Regions from separate parts of the Homo sapiens genome. Here region 1 is linked to region 2. The links are chromatin contacts, found by Hi-C in ENCODE. All regions are on one chromosome and are shown on one strand. Each heading gives the region's core, a stretch centred on a gene start or an enhancer-like site at or near the end of the contact. The rest is flanking DNA. Distances are from core to core; before and after follow the strand shown.

Region 1 (7,194 bases), core at 3,917-6,416, 150 kb before region 2:
CACTCATGCACTCACTCCACTCTCACCACATGCATTCATGCACACTCACACCCACTCACACCCACCACATACACTCATGCACACTCACACCCACTCACGTTCACCCATATACACTCATGCACACTCACATCCACTCACACCCACATACACTCATGCACACTCATACCCACTCACACTCACCACATACACTCACACACCCACTCATGCACACTCACTCACACCCACTCACACTCACCACATACACATGCACTCACCCACATACTCATTAACACTCACACCCACTCACACTCACCACACACTCATGCACACACACCCGCTCACTCACCCACATACACTCATGAACACACCCACTCATTCACCACATACACTCATGCACCCTCACATCCACTGACACCACATATACTCATGCACACTCACTCCCACTCACACTCACCACATACACTCACACCCACTCACACCACATACACTCATGCACACACTCACCAGACTCAAAATGTATAACGGCTCAACAACCTGCTCACTCACACACATACATACTCATACATCCACTTACTCGTACACACACTCGCACACACATTCAGTCACACACCCATTCACTCACACCCACATGCACTCATTCACTCACACACAGTCACAGACATTTGCACCCATTCCCACTCTCATACACACACGTACACACCCACTGGTTCACTCACACCCACACAATCACACACACTCTCACACTTTCACTTTCACCCACTCTCTCACACACACACACACTCACAATCTTCATCCTGTCGCACTTTCACAGCACCAACTGCCACCACTTTTTTTCTTTTTTGTTGTTGCTTTTTTTTTTTTTAGACAGAGTCTCACTCTGTCACCAGGCTGGAGTGCAGTGGCGTGATCTCGGCTCACTGCAACCTCCGCCTCCCAGGTTCAAGTGATTCTCCTGCCTCAGCCTCCCAAGTAGCTGGGACTACAAGCAGAAGCCGCCACACCCAGCTAATTTGTTTTTTGTGTTTTTTTGTTTGTTTGTTTTTGCATTTTTAGTAGAGATGGGATTTCACCATGTTGGCCAGGATGGTCTCGATCTCCTGACCTCGTGATCCACCTGCCTCAGCCTCTCAAAGTGCTGGGATTGCAGGCGTGAGCCACCGCACCCAGACTTTTGTTGTTTTTTTAAAGAAATAAACCTGGGCTGTTGTTGCACTGCCCACCTTCTCTCCCACAACACAGCTCACTCATTATTACGTGCTTGTTCAATCTCTGTTCCCCTCCACACTAGGATGTGAGCTCCCTTTGGGGCTGGGGGCCAGCCCTGGCATTTTGTAGGAACCTGCAGAGCTCCAGCCAACCCATGGGCACCTTGTGCTCACAAGCCAGCACAGCCCCGCGCGGCCTCCGGGGCCTGACTCCACCTGCCGGTGCACCCCCACCTTGACCCTGAAGCTCCCGTTGCCTTTAGCCCTTGAAGTCTCCTGGGCTGAGGATGGTCATATTTGCTTAGCATGTTTCTTGCAAAGCAGCACCCCAATCACCCTCATTTGATCTCCCTGTGAGGACGGCATTCTCCCTTCCACACAGATGAGCACGTGGCCTTGGTGGCTGCGCTGGCCTGCCCTGCACACTCAGAACTCGGATTCAGATTCCACCCGACGTTCCCAACTCCTACTCTCACGGCCGCTGACGGGGCCCTCGGCGCCTCCGGAAAAGCCCTTCCAGCGCTGGCTGCCCTGACTTCCAAAAAGCGCTTCCTTAGTTTGAGCAAAATCAGCTTCTTTGTGTCCATCCCAGGGCCCCCTTCCAGAGCTGCACGGCACAGGGAGGTTGAGGACGGCCCTCATGACCTCCATAAGTGTCACTGCTCCAGCCTAGAACATTCCCACTTCCTTCCGCTTATTCCCCGAGACCTCGTTTTCCATCCAACTAGCTGTAGGGACAAGAAGCAGGTATTTCTGCTTTGGGTTTTTAGGAAGGGACCTGGAGGCGTCGGTAAGTCTGTCTCATAACTGTTGATGGCAGGGCTCAGTCTGCAGCCGAATGTGTGTTACTCAAAACTGAAATCTCTTTTTGAAGCACAAACATGAGGGGCAGAGGGAGAAGACGCACCTCTGACAGGCGTTTCCAAAAGGGTTTGAGCTCCAGGCTCCATCCCTCCCGGGCCTTCCTCCCCTTTGAGCCAGGCTGGGTCTGGGCTGCTCGCTGCCTGCTCTCAGGGAGGCCTGTGTTCGTCCAGCAGTGCCAGGGCTGGCAGGCAGTTCAGCCTAGCTTAGGGGTGAAGTGGTGGCAAACCCACTTCATTTCAAATCTGAAGCCACCGGCGTCAGCCAGTTTTATTATTATCATGAGAGGGTGTGGCTATATGGCTTCTCCGGACCATCCTGCCCACCTCCCATGAGAATCTTTTTGCAGAATAAGCTACAACAGCCAAGAGGTGGGGAGAGAGCTCTGGAAGCTCCATCTAAGTGCCGGGATACAGCCATACCTGAGGACACATCACAAGCCTATCCATTGCTATGTGTGGATTTACCTATCATTCAATCATTTATTTTGCTTAAACCAGTTTCTTTTTTTGTTTGTTATGTTGCTTTGTTTTGCTTTTGAGATGGAGTCTCACTCATTCTGTTGCCCAGGCTGGAGTGCAGTGGCGCAATCTCGGGTCACTGCAACCTCTGCCTCGTGAGTTTAAGCAATTCTCCTGCCTCAGCCTCCTTGAGTAGCTGGGATTACAGGCACCCACCACCACGCCCCGCTAATTTTTGTATTTTTAGTAGAAATGGGGTTTTACCATGTTGACCAGGCTGGTCTCGAACTCCTGGCCTCAAATGACCTGCCCGCCTCGGCCTCCCAAAGTGCTGGGATTAAAGGCGTGAGCTACCACGTCCAGCTGCTTAAGCCAGTTTCAAATGGATTTCTGTCGCTTGCAGCCCAAAGCTCTTGATTGGTGCAGCTTTGCCAGTGGCACCTTAAAGACTGGATTCCTAAGAAAGTCTAAGCTTCTACTAATTATAAAATACTTACGATTATGTATGTCATTTATATTAACTAATAATATTTAAAGCTAAGCCTTCAATTCAGAGTCATAAAAAAGGACTGAGGCCATGTCTACCTATGTGCTTGGGAACAATTAATCTTAATTAGGAAAGAAAGAAACTAAAATCTATAAGTGCCCCCACTTTCTGTGTCCCAGGCACTATGCCAGGCCTTTCACATACTTCGTTTCATCTTCCCAACAAAGCTGTGAGGCGGCGTATTAGTTCAGATAACTCTAGCTGCTATAACAAATAGACCCAAAATGTATACCGGCTCCACAACAGGGGTTTACTGCTCACTCACACCCAGTCAAGGCAGATGTCCCTGACCAGTAGAAGCTCTCCTCTGTGCAGTGACCACACAGAGACCCAGGCTCCTTCCATCCCAGGGTCACCAGCCACGAGGGCCTCAATCTCCCCTGTTTTCAGCTGGGAAAAGCTTGGCAGAGCTTGGAGGGGACCCAGCTATTCCTATAATAACATCCTTGACACAGGAATTGCATGCCTTGCTCCATTTGCCTTCAGTTGGCTGAAGCTCACTCACACCGAGCTGTTAGGAGGATGGAAAGTGCCCCTGGAGGCCAGGTGTGGAGGCTCACACTGTAATCCCAGCACTCTGGGAGGCTGAGGCAGGCAGATTGCTTGAGCCCAAAAGTTCTAGACCAGCCTTGGCAACATAGTGATACCTCATCTCTACAAAACAGCAAAAAAATTAGCTGGGTGTGGTGGCATACTCCTGTAGTCCCAGCTACTCAGGAGGCTGAGGTGGGAGGATCCCTTGAGCCTGGGAGGTTGAGGCTACAGTGAGCCAAGATTGATCCACTGCACTCCAGCCTGGGCGACACAGCAAGATCTAGTCTAAAAAAAAAAATGGAGGGGGTGGGGAGTGTACCTGGAAAGACAAGGAAATGGATATCTCGGGAAGAGCTTGCAGCTTCTCCTACAGGGAGGGTTCATCCGCTCTGTGGGTGAATAAGAGGCTCAGGCTGCTAACGGACTAGATCAGGATTTGGACTCAGGACTCTCTGGGCCCAAGTCCCACTCACTTCCCTTCTCTTCATGCTGCCTGAATTGGTAATCGGGACAGGATACCAAATGACCTTTCTTCTGGTGGCGCTTACAGTCCCTTTCTAGGAACACTCTAAACACTGGAAGAACAATTCCAAATGAAACGGAACAGAATGGGAAGCACTGCAACAGTGAGGGCCCAGGCCCCATGGCCAGGCGAGTCAGTGGGTGCTGCAGGGAAGAGGGATGGGGCACAGCTCCCAGGTGGGGCACAGCAGAACACCTAGCTGGGCTCCAGCAATGGCCCTGGCCAGGGCCTGGACGTGGAAATGAGGGTCAGCCCTGTGGCTGTTGACAATGTAGACCTTTCTGGGAGTAAACTGGGGGAAGGGAGCTACAGGAGCATCGTGACTGCTGTTGGTGGCTGGACCTCAGTTTCCCCAGCAAGGCCCCACTTGAATCAGATCATTCAGAAGAGGATGATGAAGTTGGCTCCATTCAGCTTTTGAGGCTGCTGCCAACAAAAAGAGTGAAGACATCCTGAAACGGTGGGTTCCTGGTTTGCTCCACCCCAATCCTCCAGCCCCTGACCCCCTGTGGAGCCCCCCACCCTCCCCCTGTTCACGCTTCTCCTCAGGCCCGGAGGCCCAGTCTCGGAGCTTCTTTGCAGAGCCATCTGAGACAGGGCACCTAGAGCCCGTACGTCAGTGGCAGCCCGGCCCAGCTCCCCTACCTGGGGCCTTGGGCTCAGCTCCTCCCTTCTGAGTCTGTGTGTTTAAAAGAAAAAAGGCCATGGTTTCAGCCTGGGCAGTCTGAGGGGGCAGCATTGACGAGGCCTTGCCATCTCTCAGCAAAACACCCGCATTTAAACCTGGAGACAGATGCTCCGGGTGGGGCAGGGACTCGCCCCAGGTCGCCAAGCACCTTAATAAACACGGTGTATTTGTGCTTCCCAGGAAAGGTGTGCTTGGCCGCCCCTCCCTGATATCAGAGCTTTCATGGTGCTTTTTATTGACCAAGAAGATAAAGAGCTCAGTTAAATAACTGGGTAAATAACTGGCCTCGGACCAGGTGCTGGTCTGGGACATAGATCAGCCTTTTTCAATGAAGGAGAAGTCTTGCCCTATTCCCAGACAGCCCCCAGCCCTGCTTTGGGCAGTGAGCAGTGGCGCCTGGGAGGGAGTTGGCTGATCAATCGTGTCTCCTGGGGCAGACATCTCTACACAGGAGCCGCTCGCCTTGCTCTCAACCTTGGCTGTGCATTGAAATCACCAGGGGAATTTAAAATGCCAGTGCACCCGCCTCACTCCCAGGGACTTCGATTTGATTAGCTTGTGGTGCGGCCCAGGCACTTGACATAAAGGCCTCCCAGACATTGCAGCGTGAGCCAGGGCTGAACCCCCCTCACTAAGTGGGGTCAGACACTGTGTGGGATGGTTCCCATTTCAGTGGTGTAAAGATTCCCGCCAAGCAACCACATTTTAACAACCAGCTTCCACCATTCCTCCCATGGAATTCCAGGCTCTCGGGAGCCATGGAGCTGGCTCTAACTGTCCATCATCCATGAGGCACCTGGGCACGACCTCTCCTAGTTGGAACAGAACAGAACAAGAAGGAAGCTTCCAGGCTGTCAAAACAAAAAGTCTCAAAGCCTGTGCCCCACAGCTGAGATCTGATTTTAAATGACCTTTTGGAAGAGGAGACAGAAAAGAAACGCTTTCCTGCAAATGAAAGATGAGGGGACAAACCACAGTATGGGGTCATTCAATTAAGGGGCAAGAAGTACTCAGCTCCAAGGAAAAGGACGGGCTTCCTGCAGCCAGCGACGTTCCAGGCAGTGACTCAGAGCGAGGGACTCTAAGAAGGCAGCTCTGGCCGGGCACGGTGGCTCACGCCTGTAATCCCAGCACTTTGGGAGGCCGAGGCAGGCGGATCACCAGGTCAGGAGATCGAGACTATCCTGGCTAACATGGTGAAACCCCATCTCTACTAAAAATACAAAAAATTAGCCAGGCATGGTGGCGGGTGCCTGTAGTCCCACCTACTCGGGAGGCTGAGGCAGGAGAATGGTGTGAACCCCGGGAGGCGGAGCTGGCAGTGAGCCAAGATTTCGTGCACTCTAGTTTGGGCAACAGAGCGAGACTCCGTCTCAAAAAAAAAAAAAAAAAATAGAAGGCAGCTCTAAGGGGAGGGATCCTAGGAGACAAAAGAATGAATCCTGGACTACACTAAGTGCCTCTGTTCTCACAGGCTAGCAGGGGCGTGGAGACAGATTCCCGGCCTGTATGAGCCTTGCCTTCAGCATCTTCCCTCCCCCATAGACAGGCAAGCAGCTCTCGATGGGTTTTCTATTGAAATCCGTGGCCTTGACTGGCCAGAGGTCTCTGTCCTGCAGGCAGGAGGAAGCGTACAGGGGCTGCCTGGGGTTGGGCCATGCTGTTAGGAACCTTGACCTTGGAGTCCTGCTCCAACCCTGTGAAAGGGGAGTCCAGGGCCAGGGAATGTGCCTCTGGGATCAAGTTTTTGCTGGTGGGGAACAAAAGGAGAACAATATCTGTGGGGTGAGTTTTTTCTAAAGCAAATATGTCCACTGTGAATAACTGACCTTTGCACTCAGATGTATAACTACATCCATTTTTTTAAGTGATAAGATCTCACTCTGTTGCCCAGTCTGGAGTGCAGTGGCATAATGGCACGATCACAGCTCATGCTCAAGCAATCCTCCCGCCTCAGCCTCCAGAGTAGACGGGACTGTAGAAGCATGCTACTACGCCCGGCTACTTTTTTAAATTTTTAGTAGAGACAGGGTCTTTCTATATTGCCCTGGCTGGTCTCAAGCTCCTGGGCTCAAGCAATCCTCCTGCCTTGGCCTCCCAAAGTGCTGGGATTACAACCATGAGCCACTGCACCTGGCACATCCATTCTTTTATGAAGTGATGGGGAGAACGGATGGTGGGTCCTTATTTTTTAAAATTTCCTCCCTTGGTATGAAGGGAACTTAGCAACCCTCTGTGGCTCCTCCTCTGGCTTGCGGGAGAGGAGAGGCTACAAGAAAAGAGGCTTCAGCCTCACTGTTCCAGCTCTAGGCATATCTGACTGCAACCATCTGAGGTCCCAGGCTAGGCCCTTCCAGCTGGGTGTGTCCCAAATTCCTGTCCACAGAAGCCATCAG
Region 2 (6,912 bases), core at 4,342-6,841:
AAATATCTATCTTACAAGGTTACCGTGAGGCTCATTTAACGAGCCACAGTCGGTAAATGGTCAGGGCAGGGCCTCTCGAAGTGTCAGCTGTCCCCGTTGGGTGGAGGTTGACTGCGCGGTGAAGGAAAGTTGCACTCCAGAGGACAGGGATCGTGCAGCCAGGGGGTCTTGTACAAATGTGCACAGGCATTAATCAGTAATCGCCATGAGCAGGCTGGGACTTCAACTCCACTTACCAAGTTAAACAGCTACAAATTAAAGAGCTAAGAGACGCTTTTAATATTTAACCTGGGCCTTGACTACAGCACTCTATTCCTTTGAGCTGATTAATTGACTGGTTGGTTCTCAGCTCTCTAATGAGAAGAAGGAACTTAAGCATCTTCCCAGGTGTCTGGGACCATGGGATGTTCGTGTGCAGAGGTGACCACCCCCACCAGGCAGCTTCCACATTAGAGAAGTTGATATTCACAGTGGGGGGTTTGAGCTTAAAGTTGGACATTTTATGTTTGTTGCACACTCTTTTTAGCCAACAGTATTTAAAGGTTAACCTCTGTAATAAATATTACACGTTAATGGTCAAATTTACACAGACTCAATTCCCTTTCCCAGCACTGCCCTCCCTCTCCCCTCAAACCTTGTCCTCAGGATGATAAATGACCCCACCAAAGCCTAGGGTCCAAGTATGTTTTGAGTGGCCTCCAAATCTCACACTCAAAACTGTGGGTTCATGGACAGGGGAGTCAGCTCACAGATCACTTTGTGTAGCAGATTTGCAAGGAGAAGGAAGCTTACGTTCACTGAGGCCAGCGGCTGTGGACACTGTACTGGATCTTTCTCAGCTGCTGTGTGCATTGCCCCTGGAGACAGGACAGTCCCACACAAACATCGTCTTACTCAGTGGGCCAGGGATGGGCACCTGAACCTCAAGTAGCTCCAGTTCAAGGCGGCCAGCTTCCTGCCTGCTCAGCTAATCGAAGCCTGTCCACCCCACCCCACCCCACAAACCCACCACCCCCCGCCCCCCGGTCTAAATTCCTAGCCGGAGTAAAAATCCAATGGGAAAAGAGTCTTATACACATGGCAGCGGAGTGAAACCACATCAGCTACCTGGTCATTTTTTTTTCTTAAATATAAGCAGGAGTCAGTGGGGGATGATGCCCTTGTCCCATGTAAAGATCTTAATCGCTCCTTAGGTCCGATGCCCACTTCTCACTCCCATCTCCTTTTATACCCGCTGACTGTGTCCCGGAGTCTCATCTGTCAGTCCATTGACCCCGTTTCCTCTCCAGCGTCTGTCATCATGGCATAGACTGCAATTGCTCAGCCTGTGTCATCTGGCAGCTCTCTACTGTCAGTTTTCCATCTTTCAGAAATGCGTTGAAACCTCTCCTTTGTGATTTCCCTCCTTCTTACAACTCCTCCTCTATCCCTTTTTCTTTTATCTTAATTCCAGCAAAGTCGCAAGTACCAAGAGAAGGCAACTCTGCACCCGGTCTGCTGTTTTGAGCCAGAAGCCATGAGATGCCTCTAAACGAGAACTGCTCTAGTCATGGAAAGTATGCATCGTAAATTCCAGTGCTAAACCTTTTGTTTAGATGGGGTACAAGTCATTGTCATTTTACTGTCAGAATTTTTTACAGTGTTATAGAACGCACCAAATCAGCCATGACCTGGACCTGCCAACCCTAAGGACCTCATGTATCTTATTTCTGAGTAAATATTGAAAAAAGTTCTGTAACTCATTAATTGTCCTTAATGAATAATGGTGATTCACCCTTATATTTTGTTTTCCCCTCTTGATGCCGAAACCATGAAACCAAATACAAAAGCTTGGACACTTTGGTAAAAGACAATAGCAATTATGTGGGCTGCTGCTGTCCAAACATATCAGCATTCGTTAATAGCACTGTGGCTCTCTCAAGTTACCGATTAAGCATTAAAAATAGAAACATGGCTTGCTTATGTTTCAAATGCCGTCTCATTTATCACCCAAATGCAAATATTATCTGTCTGCATATTCATAAGAACCAGCACCTGCACAACACATCTTTCTTACGTAACGGCTTGGGAGTGCCATGATTGGTGGGAAACTGCAGGATATCTGAGCAGGGAGAGTAGATCTGCGAGTCCTGAAGCAGGGGCCCTGGAGTGGGGTTTTGAAAGGTGGGTTGGTTTGGCAGGCTATTGTAATGACTGGTCCATGAGTCGTGGTGGGAGGAACTGGCTTCATCTGCAGTAGATGCCTGGCTACTCCTGAAACCAAGGAAAACATCGTTCGGGCGCCCGAGTCCTTCCGAAAAGTATCACCAACTGTAGTCCTCTTCCAGGGTTTAATTTGTTTAAGGAAAGGAAGTTCTATTTTCCCAGAGTTAAGCAGAGAGTTCCCAAACTGGGCTTCACCTTCCACCCACCATCACCAGCACCCACGAGCACTATCACCGCATAAAAGAATCCTTCAGCTGCAGGTGTGACTGCCAGATATTTTCTTAAGAAGGATTACACCCCATTTCAGTTCTCCAATATTCCTGAGACGTTGCTAACTCTTTCGGACAAAAATTCTAGAGACGATCTTAGGGACATTAGTCATGCGGAAAGCTTTTAGGTTGTTTGCTTATTATGGGAAGCTTCTAATAAAATCAATCTGAGTTTTCAGCATATTTGATGGAAGCCAGGTCTACAAATGTAGCAGATTTTAAAATGTTCTCTCAAAGTGGAAAGAATGCTGGCTCTGGCATTCCTCCCGCTGAAGCGGAGCTAATGACAAGTTTTGGGAAACAGTGTTGGAATCAAGAGTGGCCAGAAAAATTGGTTGCCCTGGGAGGTGAACACAGGGAGCTGTGGATGTATTTAAACATGAGTCACATGACTAGCTTCTATTTAGGCAGAAGCAAAACATGTTTTCCTTTAAATCATTAAACTGAGTGAACTCAAGAAAAATCTCGTTTGCCTCTAAGTGTTGTTGTTCTTTGGGGTTTAAAGAGTTTCAAGATGAGATTTGTTTTCTTAAAAACTTATATCAATAGCTTCCAAACGAGACACATCTGTAGACTTAGCGCACCCAAATGACATCTGTGTTTGGCCCCACATCCTACACCTGGATGGTTAAGATGGCACATCAAAAAAAAGGGGGGGAGAGGCCAGGCACGGTAGCTTACGCCTGTAATCCCAGCACTTAGGGAGGCCAAGGCAGGTGGATTACCTGAGGTCAGGAGTTCAAAACCAGCCTGGCGAACATGGTGAAACCCTGTCTCTACTAAAAATACAAAAATTAGCCGGATGTGGTGGTGCGTGCCTGTAATCCCAGCTGCTCAGGAGCCTGAAGCAGAAGAATCACTTGAACCCGGGAGGCGGAGGTTGCAGTGAGCAGAGATCCGGCCACTGCACTACAGCCTGTGCAACAGAGCGAGACTCCGTCTCAAAAAAAAGGCAGGGGGGATCATAAATACTTCCCTTTAAAAAATTTTTTTTCTTTTCTTTTTGCTTTTTCTTTATTGTTTGTTGTTGTTGTTGTTTGTTTTGTTTTTTTTTTTTTTTGAGACGGAGTCTCTTTGGTTGCCCAGGCTGGAGTACAGTGGTGCGATCTCGGCTCACTGCAACCTCCGCCTAACGGGTTCAAGTGACTCCTGCCTCAGGCTCCCGAGCAGCTAGGACTACAGGTGCCCTTCACCATGCCCGGCTAATTTTTGTATTTGTAGTAGAGACAGGGTTTCATCCTATTGGCCAGGCTGGTCTCGAACTCCTGACCTGAAGTGATCCGCTCGCATCAGCCTCCTAAAGTGCTGGGATTACAGCCTCATTTTTTTTCTCTTCTTTTTCTTTTCCCTCTCTGTCTCACCTCTCTTCTCTCTCTCTTTTCTTTTCTTTCTTTCTTTTTTTTTTTTTGAGACAGAGTCCAGCTCTGTTGCCCAGGCTGGAGTGCAGTGGCGTGATCTCGGCTCACTGCAACCTCCACCTCCTGGGTTCAAGTGAGCATGCCCAGCTAATTTTTGTATTTTTAGTAGAGACAGTTTCACCATGTTGGCCAGGCTGGTCTCAAACTCCTCACCTAAAGTGATCTGCTCGCCTCAACCTCTGAAAGTGTTGGGATTACAGGCATGAGCCACCACGTCCAGCTAGATTATAAATACTTTCTTGTTCTTTTTTTTTTTTTTTTTTTTGAGACGAGCCTCACTCTGTCGCCCAGGCTGGAGTGCAGTGGCGCGATCTCGGCTCACTGCAACCTCCACCTCCCGGGTTCACGCCATTCTCCTGCCTCAGTCTCCTGAGTAGCTGGGACTACAGGCGCCCGCCACCACGCCCGGCTAATTTTTTGTATTTTTAGTAGAGACGGTGTTTCACCGTGTTAGCCAGGATGGTCTCGGTCTCTTGACCTCGTGATCCACCTGCCTCGGCTTCCCAAAGTGCTGGGATTACGGGCGTGAGCCACCGCGCCCGGCCTCTTGTTCTCTCTTAATAATAAAAATAAATGGATGTGAATCTGAGTCCCATTTTTATTCCATTTTCTTAGGCATATGTTTTTTAATGTCTACTCCTGAAGTGATAAAATAGTAGAATTTCAAGTCTGTGGTTGGGAAAGTTTAGCCGAAATTCCATTTTCACAATTATTCTGGAATCCAATCAATCAGGATAAAAGTTAATGTCAAGTCAAGATAGGTGAGTTAAACCCAGGACTTTTGAATTGCCCTGTCTTGGAAAGGCTGGAATTTAAAGTTGCAGGAGGTGGGCAAGGGAAGGAAGTAATCACATTTAAGTAAAACACAGAACCAACCAACAGGAAGGCTCGCTGGGTTTGAATTCGGCAGCTTTGGAGTGTTTTCTAGTCTGGGTTGTGGTTAGTTCACTTAAAAAGAAAAGCGGTTAAGGGAAAAAAAAAAAAAATCCGAGACCAAAAGCTAGACTTATGACCACCACCTAGGTATTTCCTTTTGCTTCTTTCCTGTGGCGGGGGGAGGGCGAGGTGGGGGTTGCTTTGCCTTTCTCCTTCATTTTCAAAGTTTTTCTTTCCCAAAAGTAGTGACTATTTGGAGGTTTTGATGAGGCTCAACCTTCACACATCCAGTCTCCGCTGGGGCAACAGAGGGAAGGAGAAGGCCGGAGGGGGCTGTTGGTGCCCGGAGGATCGCCCCTTCCCTCCCGGGGCGTCTCAGGCCTGGCGGACACTGAAAGGTCGGGGCGCACTGACGGCCGGACCTCGCGAACGCAGCGCGCGCAGCCCTCAGGGTCTTTCCCCCGCCCACCCCGCGCATCGCTAGGGGGCTCAGGCTTTGGGAAGTCCCCCCAAGCTCCCGCGGCCTCCCACGGGCCCGGCGAGCGTCGTCTGGGGAGCGTTTCCATAAATGAACAAACTCAGCCGGGCCCCCCGCAGGGTTCAGCAATTCCAGAAGGCCGGGACAGGGCTGACCCGACGGCGGGGAGCGAGGGGACCCGTGGGCGGGAGTGGGGGGACTGTAGGGGGAGACCCGGGAGGGGAGGCCGCGCCCGCACCCGGTGCTCCTCGCCGGGGTCTCGGGCCCGCCCCTCCCTAGGGCCGGTGTGCGCCCCCTCGGGACGCCTATGCAGCCCTGCCTCGCCCGCCCCTCCCCAGGCTCCGGCTCGCACCCCCGTCCTCCGGCCGCGACCCCCGCCCGGGAACCCTAGCCCCTGGCCGCGGTCGCTTCCCGGACCTCGCCCCGCGCCTCCCCCTGCAGCCCGCCCCGGCCGCACCCCCTAGCGTCCCCGCCCCCGGCCGCGCCCCCTCATGGGGGCCCCCTCGGCGGTCCGGGAGGCGGCGGGCGCGCCATGGGCAGCGGCAGCAGCCGGAGCAGCCGGACTCTGAGGCGGCGGCGCAGCCCCGAGAGCCTCCCCGCGGGGCCCGGAGCGGCAGCCCTGGAGGGCGGGACCCGCCGGCGGGTGCCGGTGGCGGCGGCCGAGGTCCCGGGGGCAGCCGCGGAGGAGGCGCCCGGCCGCGACCCCAGCCCCGTGGCGCCCCCCGACGGCAGGGACGAGACGCTGCGCCTGCTGGACGAGCTGCTGGCCGAGTCGGCGGCCTGGGGCCCCCCGGAGCCCGCCCCGCGCCGCCCAGCCCGGCTCCGACCCACCGCGGTCGCGGGGAGCGCGGTGAGTGTGGGAGCCGCAGGGCCTCGGGGGACGGCGGGGACCCCACTCACCGGCCGCGCGTCCCCGCCCCAGCCCTGGGCGCCGGTCGCGCTGCGCCCCCTTCCAGCCTCCGACTTGCGTGCTCCCCGCTGCCCCGGCCTCCCCGCCCCTGGGCCCCCAGGTTTCCTCCCTCTCTGCCCCGTCTCCGGGTCTGTGTCCAGGCGTGGGGGCGATCGCGCTGGGAGCGGCCGAGGAAGGACACCCCTAGGCGGAGCGCGCCGGGCTCCCGGCTCCCCTCGGGCCCGCGGCCCCGCCTGGCCTTCCCGGGCCGCCCTGGAGCGGGGCGCCGGCGGTGGTGGCACGGCAGCCAGACGGTGGCTCAGAAGCGCCCTGCCGCGCCCACCGGTCCAGATCCTTGCCTTGCTGGGCAGGCAATTCTCATGTTACTGATATTTTTAGGATGCTGCGGAATCTCTTTTGCGCTTCCTATTCTCTCTCCCTGAATACTCGTAATAACAGTCCTGCTGTTCTAAAAAAACAATAAAACAAGCACTCTGGTTTGGCAACCGTCTTCGCTCCAGCAGAGCTGAATGAACAAGATCTTTAACATCCGCTCCCGGGCTCGGGGAGGATGCCAAGGGCCTCGTCCTCCTCCCTGAGGCCCGGGAGGCTTTGCTTAGCAGCCGCTGGGAGCCGAGGAAGATGCCTTCCTGGGTGGCTACCGCACCAAGGAATCCTGAAAAGGCCCCAGGGAGGGTGGGGGAGAGGGACAGCCCCAGGCGACAGTGCACAGAGCTCTCTCCCTCTGGCCCTGGTTCCCTGCTCCTCTCCCTTACG

Evidence for each region. A loop is a pair of places that touch in the nucleus more often than their neighbours do. Pooled maps may share reads with other maps.
Region 1: a map of Caco-2 shows a loop between it and region 2 (2.1-fold over the local background). The contact joins the enhancer-like site here to the promoter of CYS1 in region 2. A Hi-C loop is called at or near these places in 1 of 168 maps with a recorded cell type or tissue (Caco-2), 1 of 37 single-sample maps with no recorded cell type and 1 of 50 pooled maps.

What each region holds. Positions count from the first base shown.
Region 1 is chr2:10,226,762-10,233,955 of GRCh38, reverse strand. No RefSeq gene overlaps it. Among named protein-coding and RNA genes, the nearest start is that of MIR4261, 38 kb to the right of the region's middle. Within about 2 kb of position 5,166, at least 3 of the 41 ENCODE cell types and tissues checked have a DNase peak (open chromatin) inside an H3K27ac peak, as active enhancers do.
Region 2 is chr2:10,079,090-10,086,001 of GRCh38, reverse strand. It overlaps CYS1 (cystin 1), which reads left to right and starts at 5,591. Exons shown (of 3, transcript NM_001037160.3): 1 at 5,591-6,096. The coding sequence starts at 5,779. RefSeq lists an enhancer at 2,973-3,032 and silencers at 5,277-5,516, 5,687-5,746, 5,807-6,046, 6,117-6,456.